2 separate regions of the Homo sapiens genome follow, and region 2 is linked to region 1. Evidence: read pairs that join two places in POLR2A ChIA-PET (ENCODE). Cell type or tissue: OCI-LY7. All regions are shown on one strand. Links, peaks and the distances in the headings refer to the core of each region. The heading gives the core; the rest is flanking DNA.

Region 1 (8,161 bases), core at 2,672-6,671:
TATTCCCCCAAAACTCTAAGCTTCAGGAAGGTAGGAATCTTTTGCTTATTGCTGAATTTCCATTCAATAAACGGTTGTGGAATGAATGAATGCATGAAAAAAATGAATAGGAAGTAGGAAGGGAAAGGTACTATGATTGGCTAAGCGGGGTCATGTGTCTACCCCTCTTCCTTGGAGGCAGGTCTATTACTGGAATAAACAGTGACACAAATACAGTTAGTAAGAAATCATTGTGAGCTGAGCAGCTATTCCGATTTGTGTCAGCCACAAGAAGTTTAAAATTTTTCTGTACTCAGACCTACAAATATTCTTTGTTAAAATTTTATTACATTTAGGCTTAGAATGTCTTTTCTCACTCTGAGATGACATGTATCCTTACATTTTCCTCTAGGTTTTAAAAAGTGATTTCTTTTAAACATTTGACAGCAGTTGGGAAGTTCTCACTTCGAAAACACTGGAGAAACCACAGAAAACAAGGTTCAGTGCAGGAACGAATTTTCTGAACTGAACAGAAGAGAAAGAGGATGACAAATTTGATATAAGACATTGTCTTTTACTGATTTTCTATGGTCAAATGGAATGTCTTAATGTTAATATTGTCCTCGCCAGAACTTTTTTGCTTAAGATAGATTCCTTAAGCAACTTTTTTGCTTAAGATAGAATATTTATGGGGCCAACACCATTAAAAGAAAACCCAAAGAGTGGACTGAGTTTTTAAAAAAAATGTAACACAGGCCGGGCACAGTGGTTCATACCTGTAATCCCAGCACTTTGAACAATCAGGGATGGAGGATCACTTGAGCCCAAGAGTTCAAGACCAGCCTGGACAACAGTGGGAAACCCCATCTCTACACTGAAAAAAAAAAAAGGCCAGGTGCAGTGGCTCATGCCTGTAATCCCAGCACTTTGGGAGGTCAAGGCAGGCGGATTACCTGAGGTCAGGAGTTCGAGACCAGCCTGACCAACATAGTGAAACCCCATCTCTACTAAAAATACAAAAATTAGCCGGGTGTGGTGGCCCACGCCTGTAATCCCAGCTACTCGGGAGACTGAGGCAGGAGAATTGCTTGAGCCAAGGAGACGGAGGTTGCAGTGAGCTGAGATCGTGCCACTGCACTCCAGCCTGGCTGACAGAGCGAGACTCTGTCTCAAAAAAAAAAAAAAAAAAAGTAACACAGATATTCACAGACAACAGCAGTATGACAAGGTTAAAGGTCACATGACCAGTTATAAAAGAGTTTTCAATGCTGAACTAGTTAAAACCCTGCCTCCCATCCCCAGTCAGCCCAACCCTTCCTGATTAGTCTAGGGAGTCCTTAGAGAGATGCTTGCTTTCTCCTTTTGGCACTTCTCTACCACTGCCTGCCACTACCCTGGGAATTGGGGGCTCTAATTCAGACTGCGTGGCTTACTTCTAAGTGTCTTAACGGAGACTGTGCTGATATTGTTCTTCTATTTGATACCTGTCAGGCCTCTGAGCCCAAGCCAAGCCATCGCATCCCCCGTGACTTGCACGTATACGCCCAGATGGCCTGAAGTAACTGAAGAATCACAAAAGAAGTGAATATGCCCTGCCCCACCTTAACTGATGACATTCCACCACAAAAGAAGTGAAAATGGCCGGTCCTTGCCTTAAGTGATGACATTACCTTGTGAAAATCCTTTTCCTGGCTCATCCTGGCTCAAAAAGCTCCCCCACTGAGCACCTTGAGACCCCCACTCCTGCCCGCCAGAGAACAAACCTCCTTTGACTGTAATTTTCCTTTGCCTGCCCAAATATTATAAAACGGCCCCACCCCTATCTCCCTTCACTGACTCTCTTTTCGGACACAGCCCGCCTGCACCCAGGTGAAATAAACAGCCATGTTGCTCACACAAAGCCTGTTTGGTGGTCTCTTCACAGGGACGTGCATGAAAATACCCTCTCTATTAAGGATTTTTTTTTTTTAGGTACTTTTGTTGTAGCTCCTCTCAATTAAGTCTTTTTTTTTGAGACGGAGTCTCGCTCTGTCGCCCAGGCTGCGGTGCAGTGGCGCGATCTCGGCTCACTGCAAGCTCCGCCTCCTGGGTTCATGCCATTCTCCTGCCCCAGCCTCCCGAGTAGCTGGGACTACAGGCCCCCGGCACCACGCCCAGCTATTTATTTTTGTATTTTTTAGTAGAAACGGGGTTTCACAGTGTTAGCCAGGATGGTCTCGATCTCCTGAACTCCTGATCCGCCCGCCTCCGCCTCCCAAAGTGCTGAGATTACAGGCCTGAGCCACCGCGCCCGACCTTCTATTAAGTCTTAAACTGGCTACCAGTGTACTAGGAAATTTTGTTTGGTATAAGATATAGATCGTATTATTTTTCTCCATATAGATATCACCAGTTTTCCCAACATTGGGTATGAAATAACTTGTCCTTGGCTCCTCTGTGGTGCTACTTTTATTGTATATTTCCATATATGCACATGTCTATTTCTAAGCTCTCTACTCTTCCATTTGTCTACTTGACTGTGCCTGCAACAATATTGCTTAAAACATTTTATTACTAAGGCTTTATGGGCGTGTCATTAAAACTGGTAAGACGAGCCTCCCTTTGCAATTATCTTTTTGATGCGTCAGTTTGGTTAGTTGTTCAATGAAAATGAATCTAGGTGTTGCCAGGAAGGTATTTTGTAGATGTGATTAAAATCCATTACTCTGTTAAATTTAAGTGAGGGAACTTGTCCTAGATAAACTGGGTGTGCCTAATTCAATCAGTTTAAAGATCTAAAGAGCAGAGGTGGGGCTTCCCTAAGGAAGAAAAAATTAGTCCTGTGGACTGCAGAGTCCTGTCCCTGAGAATCCCAGCCTGCCTGTCCTGATACCCTGCTGTATGGATTTCAGACTTGTTGGGGGAAACCCACACAAATTCTGTGAGCCAATTTCTTGGAATAATTCTCTTAATATATATCTCCCATATAGGGAGGGTACTGTTTTTCTGTCTTAACGCCAATACACTTTCTTTATATTTTTTAAAAGATTGACTTAGTTATTTATGAAACTTTATTCTTTTAAATAAATTGTAGAGATGTTTATTGAGTTCCTCAAAAAATGTAAAATTTTGATTTTCTTTTTCTTTTTTTATTGATATATAATAGTTGTACATATTTTGGGGATCATATGGTATTTTGATAATTGCATACAATATGTAATGATCAAATTAGGGCAATTGGGATAGCCATCACCTCAATCATTTATCTTTCCTTTGTGCTGGGAACATTTCACATCTCTTCTAGTTATTTTGAAATATACAATAAATTATTATTAACTATAATTTTCCTACTGTACTGTATCGAATACTAGAACTTACTCCTTTTATCTAACTATATTTTGTTATCCCTTAACCAACTTGTCTTCAGCCCCCTCATCTCTTCCTCACCTCTGATAACCACTACTCTCTACCTTCATGAGAATGAGAATAACTTTTTTTTTTTAAACACGGTCTCACTCTTTCACCTAGACTGGAGTATAGTGGCGTGATCTCAGCTCACTCCAACCTCCGCCTCCCAGGCATGTCTTTCTATGCCTGCTTATTTCACTTAATATAAGGAACTGGATCTCCAGTTCCATTCATGTTGCTGCAAATGACATGATTTTATTATTTTTTATGGCTGATTAGTATTCCGTTGTGTATATATACCACATTAAAAAAAATCTATTCATCCACTGATGGATGCATAGGTTGTGGCCCTCTTGGAGCTTGTCTTTATTTAGAATTGTGATTTTTTTTTTTTTTTTGAGACAAGGTCTTGCACTGTTGCCCAGGCTGAGTACAGTGCATGATCACGGCTCACTGCAACCTCAGCCTCCCAGGCACAAGCATTCCTCCCACCTATCCTCCCAAGTAGCTGGTGATATGGGCAGGAGACAAGGAAATACTGGGTAGAAGAGGGCGGCTCCCTGGCAAAGGCCCTATCCTCAAGCCTGGATACCTGCAGCCCTAAATGAGAACAGGCATTTCTGTTTTTGTGTCCCAGAATTTGCCTTTTAGCCTGCCAGGTCCCCTATCCTGCCCCAATAGAAACCCCAAACCTCAGGCTCCAGAGGAGACCGGCAGAGCAGCAGAGCAGCAGACCAGCAGACCAGCAACAGCAGAACAACCAGGCAGAGAAAGGGAGAAGAGGCGGGACATCTGGATGCCGAGGGGAGTTTGGCCAGGGGCCGTTGGAGAAGAAGCCAGCTGCTGGAAGAGGCCAGCTGCTGGGAAGATCACTTTCCCACTCCATCCCCCCTTTCAGCTCCCCACTCATCTTGCTGAGAGCCACCTCCACCACTCAATTAAACCTTGCACGCAGCTGGGCACAGTGACACATGCCAGTAATCCCAGGACTTTGGGAGGCCGAGGTGGGCAGATCACCTGAGATCAGGAGTTTGAGACCAGCTTGGCCAATATGGTGAAACCCCGTCTCTACTAAAAATACAAAAATTAGCCTGGCTTGGTGGCAGGCACCTGTAATCTCAGCTACTTGGGAGGCTGAGGCAGGAGAATCACTTGAACCCGGGTGGCGGAGGTTGCGGTGAGCCGAGATTGCGCCACTGCACTCCAGCCTGGGTGACAGAGTGAGATTCCACCTCAAACAAACACACACACAAACAAACAAAACCTTGCACTCATCCTTGGAGCCTGTGTGTGATTCGATTTTTCTGGAACACTGGGCAAGAGCTCGGGATATGGAAGTCTGTTACACTGGCCCTCTGCCCTTGTGTTAAGAGCTGATTAACACTCAAGCCGTCTGCAGACAGCAAAGCTGAAAGAACTTGGTAACACTGGAGTTGCAGGCACCCACCCCTAGACACTACTGCAGGGCTGAGAGCCCAAAGCACTTGCCCTGGCCTCTGCACCTGCCTGTTTGCATGCTCCCCCTAGGGATTTGAGCTGCAAGGTGACGGAACAGGCAAGTTGCATCCCTGTCGCACATCCTGCAAGGGGAAATCAGGGAACTCTCCCACTTCCCTGGGACTATAGGTGCAAGCCACCATACCTGGCTAATTTTTCTGCATTTTTTTGTAGAGATAGGATTGCATCATATTGCCCAGGACGGTCTCGAACTCCTGGGCTCAAGCAATCTGCCCGCCTCAGCCTCCCAAAGTGCTGGGGTTACGGGTGACAGCCACCACGTCTGGCCTTATTTCTCTTTATAAATGAATTGTTGTTTTTTGAGCACTACCATTTTAGGCAGGAGGTGGGAGAAGATAAAGTGTGAGAGGCTGGTTGGGGTAGCAAACTAGGCTGATAGTGAAAAAAATGTGTTGAGAAATAACAGCAGTTAATTTCTTTTGAATGTGTCACATAGATTAAGTGGTTTAATTTTATTGAATCCTCACTACAACTATATGAGGTAAATACCATTATTACACCCATTTTACATAGATGAGGACATTGAAGCTGGGAGGAATAGTAAAACTTGCCCAAGGTCACAGCCTGTAGGTGGCAGAACTTGGTGTTAAACATTAAACCCAGGACTGTCATGCTCAGAAGCTTTAATCTTTATGATATACAGCCTTCCAGTTCAGAGTAAGCTGGGCTGAGCTAATTATACTTGGAAGTAAGAGATAAACGTAGGCAAACGATTATACAGCTGAATGTTAGGAGTCGAGAATCCTGCTCATTTTCTTCATTGGACAGACCCCAAAAGCAGACTTTTTTTTTTTTTTTTTTTTTGAGACGGAGTTTCGCTCTGTCGCCCAGGCTGGAGTACAGTGGCGCGATCTCGGCTCACTGCAAGCTCCGCCTCCCGGGTTCACGCCATTCTCCTGCCTCAGCCTCCCGAGTAGCTGGGACTACAGGCGCCCGCCACCACGCCCGGCTAATTTTTTGTATTTTTAGTAGAGATGGGGTTTCACTGTCTTAGCCAGGATGGTCTTGATCTCCTGACCTCGTGATCCGCCTGCCTCGGCCTCCCAAAGTGCTGGGATTACAGGCGTGAGCCACGGCGCCCGGCCCAAAAGCAGACTTCTTTCATCAAAGGGACCCTAAATAAACACCTTGACCTCAGCTCAACAAACTGTCAAACTTAAAAAAGGAAAAAAAAAAAAAAAGGGCATCATTGATGATGCTCTGCGAGCACAGTGCTTTTTTTTTTTAATGGTTTGTAAGTTTAGTGGGTTTGTCCTGGTAGAGATTAGCCTAGGTAAAAAGCCACAGCTTCTTGCTCGCAGTGTAAATGTTTATAGACTGGTGCTTGCTCATTTTAGCTTTTCTTGTTGAGTCACTTATACGTCTCATTTTTCCTTACAGATTATTTCAAAAATAAACTTTTTACTGAAGTTGAAGATACATATAGAAAATTACATACATCTTAACTGTAAAGCTGAATAAATTTTTACAAAATGAATGCACTCATGCAGTCAATACCCAGATTAAGAAATAGAACATTACTAGTCCTTCTGAAGTTCCCATTAAGCGTCTTTCAGTAACTTTCCATCAAAGTATCCATTATTCTGATGTCTACGCTGTGGATTAGTTTTTCCTGTGGTTGAGTTTTATAGAAATTGAATCATGTGCTATACACTCCTTTACTTTTTTTTGCTCAACATTATATTTGTGAGATTCTTCCAGGTTGTTGCGTGTTGCTAAAGTTAATTTATTCTTTTTGCTGTATGGTATGTCATTGTTTGACTATGCCACACTTTACCCTTCTAATCCTTAGAATTGGACGTTTGGGTTGCTTCCAACTTTTGGCTACCATAAGTAGTGTGGTCATGTCCTTGTAGACTTTTGATTTTTTTTTTTTTCAGTCAGCCTTTAAGATGTGCAGCTCATCATATCATGCTGTAATCAAGATGTGACAACAGTCATGTCATGTCATGCCACCCAGTCCTTTGGCTGTACCACCAATGTATTGCATAAAACCACTCGATTACTCTTAGGTAATATGTATGTGTGTACATGTTCATGTGTGTGTGTGTGCATGTACAGATTTTTTTTCCTTTACATCCTTGAATCACATTATATATGAAGTTCTCTATACTGCTGATGTAGCGGCTTCATTGTCTGGGGTAAATAGCTGGGATTTGTTGTCTCGCACCAAGATTAAAGACATGGACACACGCAAGGAGTCAGTTTAGGAGTAGAGGTTTAATAGGCAAAAAAAAGAGAAAGGAGAGCAGTTTCCTCTCTCTTACCAGACAGAGGGGCGTCTGAAAGGGAAAAGCTGGCCTGCGGTGGACCATAGCAGATTTTACAGGTAGGCTTGAGGAGGCAATGTATGATTTATGTAGGGCCCACAGATTGGTTTGACCAGGTGTGACATTTACCTAGCTTGTGGGGAAGGCTGGTCATCCCACCCTAATCTTATTATGCAAATGGGCTTTCCACTTGGCCAGTGCCATCTTGTCTGCTCCTTGCTGTATGCATGGCTGGCAAAGAGAAGGGAAGATGGATCTGCCATTTTGATCATGCGTAGTCCCAGGTAGCCTTTTCCTATTGGCACGACTGGCGACATTCACCTGTGCAAGTTTCCAGCTTGCTTGTCTATGTCTGCAGCTTGATTTTACAGGCTGCTCTTTGTTAGAGAAGAAAATGATGTTGGGGCTGCTTTTCATTAAAGGGAAAACATTACTAAGGACTTCCTTATCCTCACTATCTGCCTAAGTAATTTCTTTTTAACTCCTATGTCATTGATTCTGTATGACTTTGCATTGTGAGCATTTCTCACTTTATAAAAATTCCTGCAAAATGTAATTTTTAATGGAGATCTCTATCATTCTGTCTTATGGCTCTACCACAATTTATTTAACTAACCCCCTAATGGTTGATATTTAGCTTATCTGCAGTTCTTGTCAATACAAATAATGCTGTGGATAAACTACCTTGGATGTAAATCTTTGTCTCTTTTGCGCCTCTGCTTTGAATGGGACTGAAAATTCCCTGTATGGTTAGTGTGGGACTTGTAGTTTAGGGTAGCAGAGGCACTATATATCTTTCTTGTGACATATCTCGCTTTATTCCATTAGTATCTTCATCTTGGAAATGAGAACATACAGTTTCCCACTTACCTGGGCCCTCTGGATGTAGCTTGTCCAGGCCAGCCACTGCAACTTTGCCCTCAAGAAATGAACACTTGTGTATAACCAACTCTTTTAATCTTTACAACTCCAGAATTTACCTCTCAGTTTCATTGCGGTTTACAATT
Region 2 (8,161 bases), core at 1,915-5,914, 970 kb after region 1:
TCATGATCTGCCCGCCTTGATCTCCCAAAATGCTGGGATAACAGACGTGAGTCACCGTGCCTGGCCCATTTTGGAGTTTTATTAAAGACCTTGGAGGGGATTAGAGATGGAAATGTCAACTAAGAAGAGCAAGCCTATTTCCTGGCCATGAATGGAGTTAGGAGAGACACTTCCTTCCCTCCCTACCTCTGTGGTCCTTGGCCAAAGTTTGGGGAATGGCTAGTGAGGAGGGAAGGTTCCAATCTGATTTAATTTACAACTCTAAATCTGATAAAGAAAATTTTGTCCTGATTTGTGGACTTATTTATGTAAAACAAAGTGTGTTTCCATGAAACACCTAATGCGTATTTATTTGAAACGGTATTAAAAACCAAATTCCAGGCCAGGCGCGGTGGCTCACGCTTGTAACCCCAGCACTTTGGGAGGCCGAGGCGGGTGGATCACCTGAGGTTGGGAGTTCGAGACCAGCCTGACCAACATGGAGAAACCCCGGCTCTACTAAAAATACAAAATTAGCCGGGCATGGTGGCGCATGCCTGTAATCCCAGCTACTCAGGAGGCTGAGGCAGGAGAATTGCTTCAACCCGGGAGGTGGAGTTTGTGGTGAGCTAAGATCACACCAAAGCACTCTAGCCTGGGCAACAAGAGGGAAACTCTGTCTCTAAATAAATAAATAAATAAATAAAAATAAAAAATAAAAAACAAAAACCAAATTCCATTTAGCTATATATCAAATACATGAGAAAACAAAAGGTACAGTCCCAGGAATTTCTGCATGTGTCTACAAGACTTCAGAGAAGGAAGAGATCAATGTGGATGCCAGGCTTCCAGGAGGAGCTTAGGATTGAACCAGACCTTAGAGGATGGCTTGAAGGCAGAGAGAGATGAAGGAGGCTTTTCAGAGCAATGAAGAAGCGAGTCCTAGTGGTAGAGACAGTGAGGAGACAGTCAGGTCATCCTCTCCTCACTTTGCCTCCAATGAAAAACAGATGAGCCTATTGGTTAAAGAGTGGCTTTGAAGTCATACACATCCTAGTTCAATTTCCAGCTTTGCAATTACAAGCCTTTGGCCAGTTATTCAAACTTCCTAAGCCTTAGTAATCTCATTTCCAAATGCGGTTAATGACGCACACCTCCCAGGATCTTTATGAGGATTAAATATCATAACCATTTCAGCTCCTGCTTCAGTAATTTGAGGAAGTCATTATTATCTCTTAGATCATTCTGGAATATCCAGATACAAATCTCAACCACGCTCTATTTCACCTCAGTAATCAATGGAAATTACAATTTCTTCTAGCTCATGAGATCTTTGAAGCAGTAAAACTACCTCAACCCTCTATGTCAAAACCACTGCGGTGAAGGAAATGTGTTATCATAAGTCCAGATTCACACAAAGCCATCTCAAATGAGTGTCTTCCTTCTTCTCCCCAGACTTCTGGCCATTCTCTATAATCTCCACTTATCACTTTACACATTTTTCTTGGCACTTTGAAAAGACAGGCTGAAAACCCAGGCTAATGATCCCTGAGCAGTATGAAAAGTCAGAAAATAATGAGCAGGTCCTGATTCCTCTCAGGGGCCTCATTATGAAGGACAAGCCACTGAAATTTCTGCTTTTTCTCAAGTCTTTTGTTCTTTATACATTTTTCTGGGCTACCCTCTGGCCCCTTATTAGCATTTACAACAGAATCAGAAGATTTGGGCTCTAGTCCAACTGCTGCCGCTTATTAGCTAGGTGATCTTTGGCAAGTTATTGTACTTTCTAGACCTCAGTTGATTTCTCAGTAAAATAAGGATCAATCAAAAAATGTATAGGAATGCACCTCGCAAGTCCTCTAAATGTGTAATGCATATTAAAGTGAGTAGATGAATCAAGCAGGTGTATTGTACCCCTTTCAGCTTAACCCAACCACCAGAGAAGTCCCAGATTCTGCAACAAAATACCTCTTCAATAGTCCACTCTGAATGTGGACTGAAGACCTCTGCATCTATTCTGGGGAAGAAAATGAGTTTCCTAATAACGATCCTTCCTGTAAGTTTGAGAAAAGCGTCACAGAGGAACCCGGTCTGTAGAATTACAGCCCAGCTGATGGGTTGGGACCCCAAGCAGATTGGATCCAACCCTTTGAATATAATCATATATATGGTTAATACAAGTGCCTGTGCTTACATTCCCCCAGACAGTCACAGACACACACAAATCTTCCACCTCAGTGGGCCTGAGCTGGAGTCCCTGCCTCCTGGATGAAGTTCTGGGGCCTCCACGTCATGGCCTTGTCTGAGCCTGTCTGGTTAGAGAAGTGCAGGCTCTTATTATCATTATAGACTGCCTGCTTGGTAATTGAACTGGACAGCTGAGTGCTTTATGATATCACCAAGTAAGACTGTAATGGATAAGGCTGCACTGTTCAGGGGCTATTTCCTGCACTGAACCATTTCAGTGCTTCCCAAATGCACATGTTATTGTCCGAACACTTAGACCTCAGCAGAGCTGGTTACAGGTTAATCCAAATCACCACCTCCTCCATCAGCTCCTGCCAGGAGGATGCTGAGGCTGTACGCTCAGGGATTTTTTTTTTCCTCTTTTTTCTTTTCCTTCAAGAAACAGAATCAATACACATGTGCACTCAGGTTTCTAATAGCGAGCTGTCAAAGTTTAACCTTGAGCCCTGTACAAAGAGGGACTAGAAAATTAATGTAGTTTCGTAGGGAGGTGTTTAAACTTTAGGCAATAACTTTTTGTTTTCCTGCTTCAGGTTTATTTGTGCAAATAGCACAGAAGGACCCCAGCCCCGTGCAGATGGCAGCCGGCGGGGGCTGGGGGAGGGGGGCGGTTGCACCAGTCCTTCTGTCCTCATGTTGGCAGACAGAGATATCTACTCTGAAGCCTTTGTAGGGGCCTGAGCACCTTTGGGAGCCTGAGCTGGAGTTGAAGCTGGAGCTGCAGCCTGGACCTTGGTTTGGTCCTTGGCCTTGGCCTTTGGCCGGCACAGCCTGAGCCCCTTGGCAACGCGGGCACGAGCACGCTTCCCAAGCTTGGGGTGGGGAATGTAGGCAAGTCGATTGAGCTTGTGGCTGACATCCTTTGGGATCTTGGGCTTAGCCTCCTTGGGCTTCACAAGGGCCCTGATAGCCTCGGCATGTGCACTCATGGCCTCGGCACTGTTGGCCTGCATCTTCTTTAGGCTCTTCTTGTTGTGCTTCTTGGCAAAGCACATGTTCCTCAGGAACTTGGGGTCGACCCCCTTAAGAGATTCGTATCTTTGTGATCAGGCTTTCTTGATACCATTTCTGTGCCATTTTTGGGACTGGTTGTGTGTGGTGTGGTTCTTGGACTTGGCCATGTCTGCACTTTAAGCTGTGGCTCCTGAAGCACCTACAATCGGAAGAGCAGGAAATAGCTTAATGATAAGAAATGTGGCTTTTTCCAAAGGTTATTGCCCAGCTATTTGTGTTTAATTAACTACCGGTGATGATAATCAATGAGACTGTTGCTGAGGCTGTAACCACGCCTCTGCTGTCTAAAGCCCACAGTCCCTTGGCAAAGGGTTCCTCACTCAGGGCAGCACCAGCAGAGAAAGCTCCCTTGGTGAAGGAGCACGAACATGTTCAGGCATGGTTGGTGGCTTTTTCCCTTTGGAGGAATTTCTTTGTGAGAAGCTAGAAAGAGCCTTAGAGGTAACCCAGTGGACTTGTCTGTAAACCCTGCAGCTCATCAGCCTTGCCTGGGAAATTTGTTAACAATTATAGATACCCAGCGTCTGACCCCAGAACCATTATATCCTGGGGAGGAGAATGAGCATTTATACTATAAACAATTTCAGCAGGTGACTCCAAAGTTCAGCCAGGCTTGAAAACAACTTATTTTGTCCAACTGCCCTTGTTCATAAAGTAGTAAACTGAGAACAAGAAAGGGCAAGTGCCTTAGCTGAGGTCTGCAGGCTGGTTGTGAGAGTTTAATGTGGAATGCAGGCCTGCTGTCTCCTAAACTGGTGTGCTGTGTGTTATGTGGCCTCTCTCATAAAATATTGGCTCTCCTTGGGGTGAGATGTAGAAAACACATGTGAGTAAAACACAGTCAGTGATGGGGTAATCCTTTTAACTGAATGTTCAAGTCACCAGGACTCAGCGCTGGCCGTCACTTGCTGTAACTAGTCATATATTTTGGTTAAGAATTCAGCATCACTGGGTGGGTGCCGTGGCTCATGCCTGTAATCCAGCACTTTGGGAGGCTGAGGTGGGCGGATCACCTGAGGTCAGGAGTTCAAGACCAGCCTGGCCCACATGGTGAAACCCTGTCTCTACTAAAATACAAAAATTAGCTGGGTGTGGTGGCGGGTGCCTGTAATCCCAGCTACTCGGGAGGCTGAGGCAAGAGAATTGCTTGAACCTAGGAGGCGGAGGTTGCAGTGAGCCAGGATCGCACCACTGCACTCCAACCTGAGAGACAGAGCGAGACTCCATCTAAAAAAAAAAAAAAAAAAGAAATCAGCTTCACTGGCTGTGTGCCACGGCCCATGCCTGTAATCGCAGTACTTTGGGAGGGTGAAGCGGGCAGATGACTTGAGATCAGAAATTCGAGACCAGCTTGGGCAGCATGTTGAAACCCCGTCTCTACAAAAAACACAAAAAATTAGCTTGTTGTGATACAGGCGCCCGCCACCATGCCTGGCTAATTTTTTGTATTTTTAGTAGAGACAAGGTTTCACTATGTTGGCCAGGCTGGTCTCGAACTCTTGACCTCAGGATCCACCAGCCTCTGCCTCCCCACGTGCTGAGATTACAGGCGTGACCAAAAACAACCTTAATTTCCAGCTGTAGGAGAATGGTTGAATAATTTACGACGCATTCACATATTGTTAATAGCTACCGCTTATTCTGTGCTTACTGTGCCAGGTATTGCTTTAAGCACTTTTCTTGTTATTAATTAATTTATTTTTTTTGAGACAGAGTCTCTCTCTGTTGACCAGGCTAGAGTGCAATGGCGTGATCTCAGCTCACTGTAACCTCCACCTCCCAGGTTCAAGCAATTCTCCCTGCCTCAGCCTCCTGAGTAGCTGGGATTATAGGTGCCCACCACCATGCCTGGCTAATTTTTGTACTTTTTAGTAGAGACGGGGTTTCGCCATGTTGGCCAGGCTGGTCTTGAACTCCTGACCTCAGTTGATCCATCTGTCTCAGCCTCCCAAAGTGGTGGGATTACAGGTATGAACCACCATGCCCGGCCCATGTATTAGTTAAAATAACTTTATGGGGCAGATACTATTATCCTTACTTTACAGTTAAGGAAACAGAGCCAGAGAAGTTAAGTAATTTGTCCAAAGTCACCAAGCTAGGAGGTAGAAGAGTCAGGATTCAAACCTGACTTGAGAATCCTCTCAACCACGAAACTGTCTCTTGTATAGCCAACCATTAGTACAATAAACCACTAATAATTTGCTGAAGAATGCTTGCTTTGCATGTAATAAGGGCTAAACTGAATGACTACATTTATTGTTAAATACACATAGGAAATGCTTATGACATATTTAAATGGGGGAGAAAAGCCGGATATCACTGTACATACATTATAATTTTAACTATAGAAAGTTGCAGAAAAATGCCCAGGAAGAAAACAGGCCAAATGGTTCAATTCTGTTTGTGGTTGATGGGCTGACAATTTTTCCTCCTTGCTTCTTTAACTTTGTCTGACTTTTCTGAATTTTCTAAAGCAAATGTTAACTGTAACATCAGAAAAAACACTATTAAAAACATGAGACCTTACGGACGCAGGCTCGGGACAGATCACCACCAGGCAGCAAACACTGATCCTCCTCCACTCAAAGAAATTAACTGCAAAGAACTTTCATTGACCTGTGTAACCTCTTGCACAAAACATTGACTATCCCTACGATTTATTCTAACTGTCATCCTTAGATCATTAATACATAGGAGGCAATTTCTACTTTGGTTCTGATAGAAGTCTCCCAAGAGAAGCCAATTTCCTGAATCTTTTTGAGAGAATTTATTATAAGCATCTTTGCTTCCTCAGAGTCCCCGAGCTCTTGTATTCCCTGCCATTATCAGTGTATCTGGTCTCCTGGGCATAGCTTATGAGTAGATGTTCAATACATGAAAATCATTATTACGAACTGAGATATTTTGCTAAAACACATGTGATTTGGGAACAGAGTCTTGGTTTCTCCTCGTATCTTCCCAGGGACTTAGGATGGGGTTGGACACAGAAGATAATTGGGTGAAGGGCAGCCTAACTACTCATGTGCCCACATGATACGTATATGTCTATTTCTCTGACCTATCCTGATCTCGCCATGCCCATGTTCTACTCTGAGGTTTCTGGAGCCAGCAAGTCACTTCTTGCTGTACTTGGGGCTGTGGGGCCAGCCATCCTCCCAGTCTTGTGGCTGTGATCCTTTCATGAGACCTGTTTCTAGTTTCCAGCCCCTGCATTCTAGCACTCTTCTTCTCTGCCCCCACTCTGCTTTATCAGCCCATCTGTGCAGGTCTGCCTCACAGCAATCAGCAGGAGCCATCCCTGTGTGCTTAAATTAGAGATGCTGTTATTCTCTCTCTCTCTCTTTTAATAAAGAAAAGGAAGTCATTTCTTATAGTTATGGAGGCTGAGGAGTCCAAGGTCAATGGACTGTATCTGGTGAGAGCTTTCATGCAAGTGGGGAGTCTGCAGAGTTCTATAGTGGCACAGGGCATCACACGGCAAGGGGGCTGAGCATGCTGCTATTTTCTTTCTACTTTTAAACTTGAGTTCTACAGACTTAGTAGACTAGCTGTGAACATATATATATATATATATATATATATATATATATATATATATATATATATATATAAAATCATCCATAAGGCTGGCAGCACTGAAAGCCAACATGGTGGGCACAGGCAAACCACAGTTCTTTTAGGCCCCGAACCTATCCTCATATTAGACAACATGTACTGAAGAGGAGACGTGATATGAAGAGGAGAGCTGTGAGGTTTATTTAAGGAACTTGATGAACATCTGTAGTGGGTGGGGAAGAAAGATTTGGGAGGAAATTTTCAACTGCTTATTGTCTTTTTTTTTTCCCCTCATGAAACATCACCTCCAATTCAAGAGTGTTATGAACATATTATTTGCAAGTGGATTGTTGTAAATGAAAATTATGTGTATTAATCCGTAAGATGTCTGAAATGATGACTGAGCAATGCATTACCTAAAAATATTATATATTGGCTAAGGTTGAGGTCAAGGGTTGGGGGAGGGATGGGGAATGTGTTAGTCTGTTTGGGCTGCTATAACAAAAACACCATAAATCGGGTGGCTTGTAAACAACAGGAGTTTATTGCTTATGGTTTTAGAGGCTGGTAAGTCCAACATTAAAATAATGGCAGACTTGGTGTTCAGAGAAGGCTCAGTCTCCTGGTCATAAGTGGTACCTTCTAGCTGCAGCCTCACATGTTGGAAGGGGCTAGCTAGCTCTCTGGAGTCTCTTTTATTTTACTTTTTAATATTTATTTATTTATTTACTTATTTTTGAGAGAGAGTCTTGCTCTGTTTGCCCAGGCTGGAGTGCAGTGGCGTGATCTTGGCTCACTGCAACCTCTGCCTTCCGGGTTCAAGCAATTCTCCTGCCTCAGCCTCCCGAGTACCTGGGACTACAGGTGACTGCCACCACGCCCAACTAATTTTTTGTATTTTTAGTAGAGATGAAGTTTCACCATGTTGACCAGGCTAGTCTCGAACTCCCGACCTCAGGTGATCTGCCCGTCTCAATCTCCCAAAATGCTGGGATTACAGGTGTGAGCCACCATGCCTGGTCCGGGTCTCTTTTATAAGGGCGCTAGTTCCATTTGTGAGGGCTCTGCCCTCATAACCTAATCACCTCCTCCAGATGCCCCACCTCCAAATACCATCATCTTGGGGGTTAGGAATTCATTGTACGAATTTTGGGGGGATACAACATGCAGACCATAGCAGGAAGCTGTGGGTGGAGGGCCCAGAACTGAGATACTGTCCAGAGGGAAAGTGGGTATCTGTACTTCTCAAAAAAACCAAAACCAACCTGTCAAGGCAGGGACCCCAGAGAAAATGGGAGGAGAAGCCTCACATGTATAGACTGGGAGGACAGGATCATCTCCAAAGTAATGCCCCAGCCTCTGCCTC

Evidence for each region. ChIA-PET counts read pairs that join two places held together with the same protein. Peaks named below come from ENCODE experiments on the same cell type or tissue, not always from the same donor. Only the 100,000 strongest peaks of a DNase experiment are listed, where the experiment ranks them.
Region 2: POLR2A ChIA-PET joins it to region 1 with 8 read pairs; 2 of 35 experiments call an interaction of 5 or more read pairs at or near these places.

Annotation. Positions count from the first base shown.
Region 1 is chr3:185,948,344-185,956,504 of GRCh38, forward strand. No RefSeq gene overlaps it. Among named protein-coding and RNA genes, the nearest start is that of TRA2B, 14 kb to the left of the region's middle. RefSeq lists enhancers at 693-1,635, 1,636-2,578, 4,493-5,016. In OCI-LY7, for the core only: CTCF peaks have their summits at 5,382 and 5,581; a DNase peak (open chromatin) is centred at 4,878.
Region 2 is chr3:186,919,407-186,927,567 of GRCh38, forward strand. It overlaps the pseudogene RPL29P9. Among named protein-coding and RNA genes, the nearest start is that of ST6GAL1, 7.0 kb to the right of the region's middle. In OCI-LY7, for the core only: no CTCF peak of the experiment used is centred there; no DNase peak of the experiment used is centred there.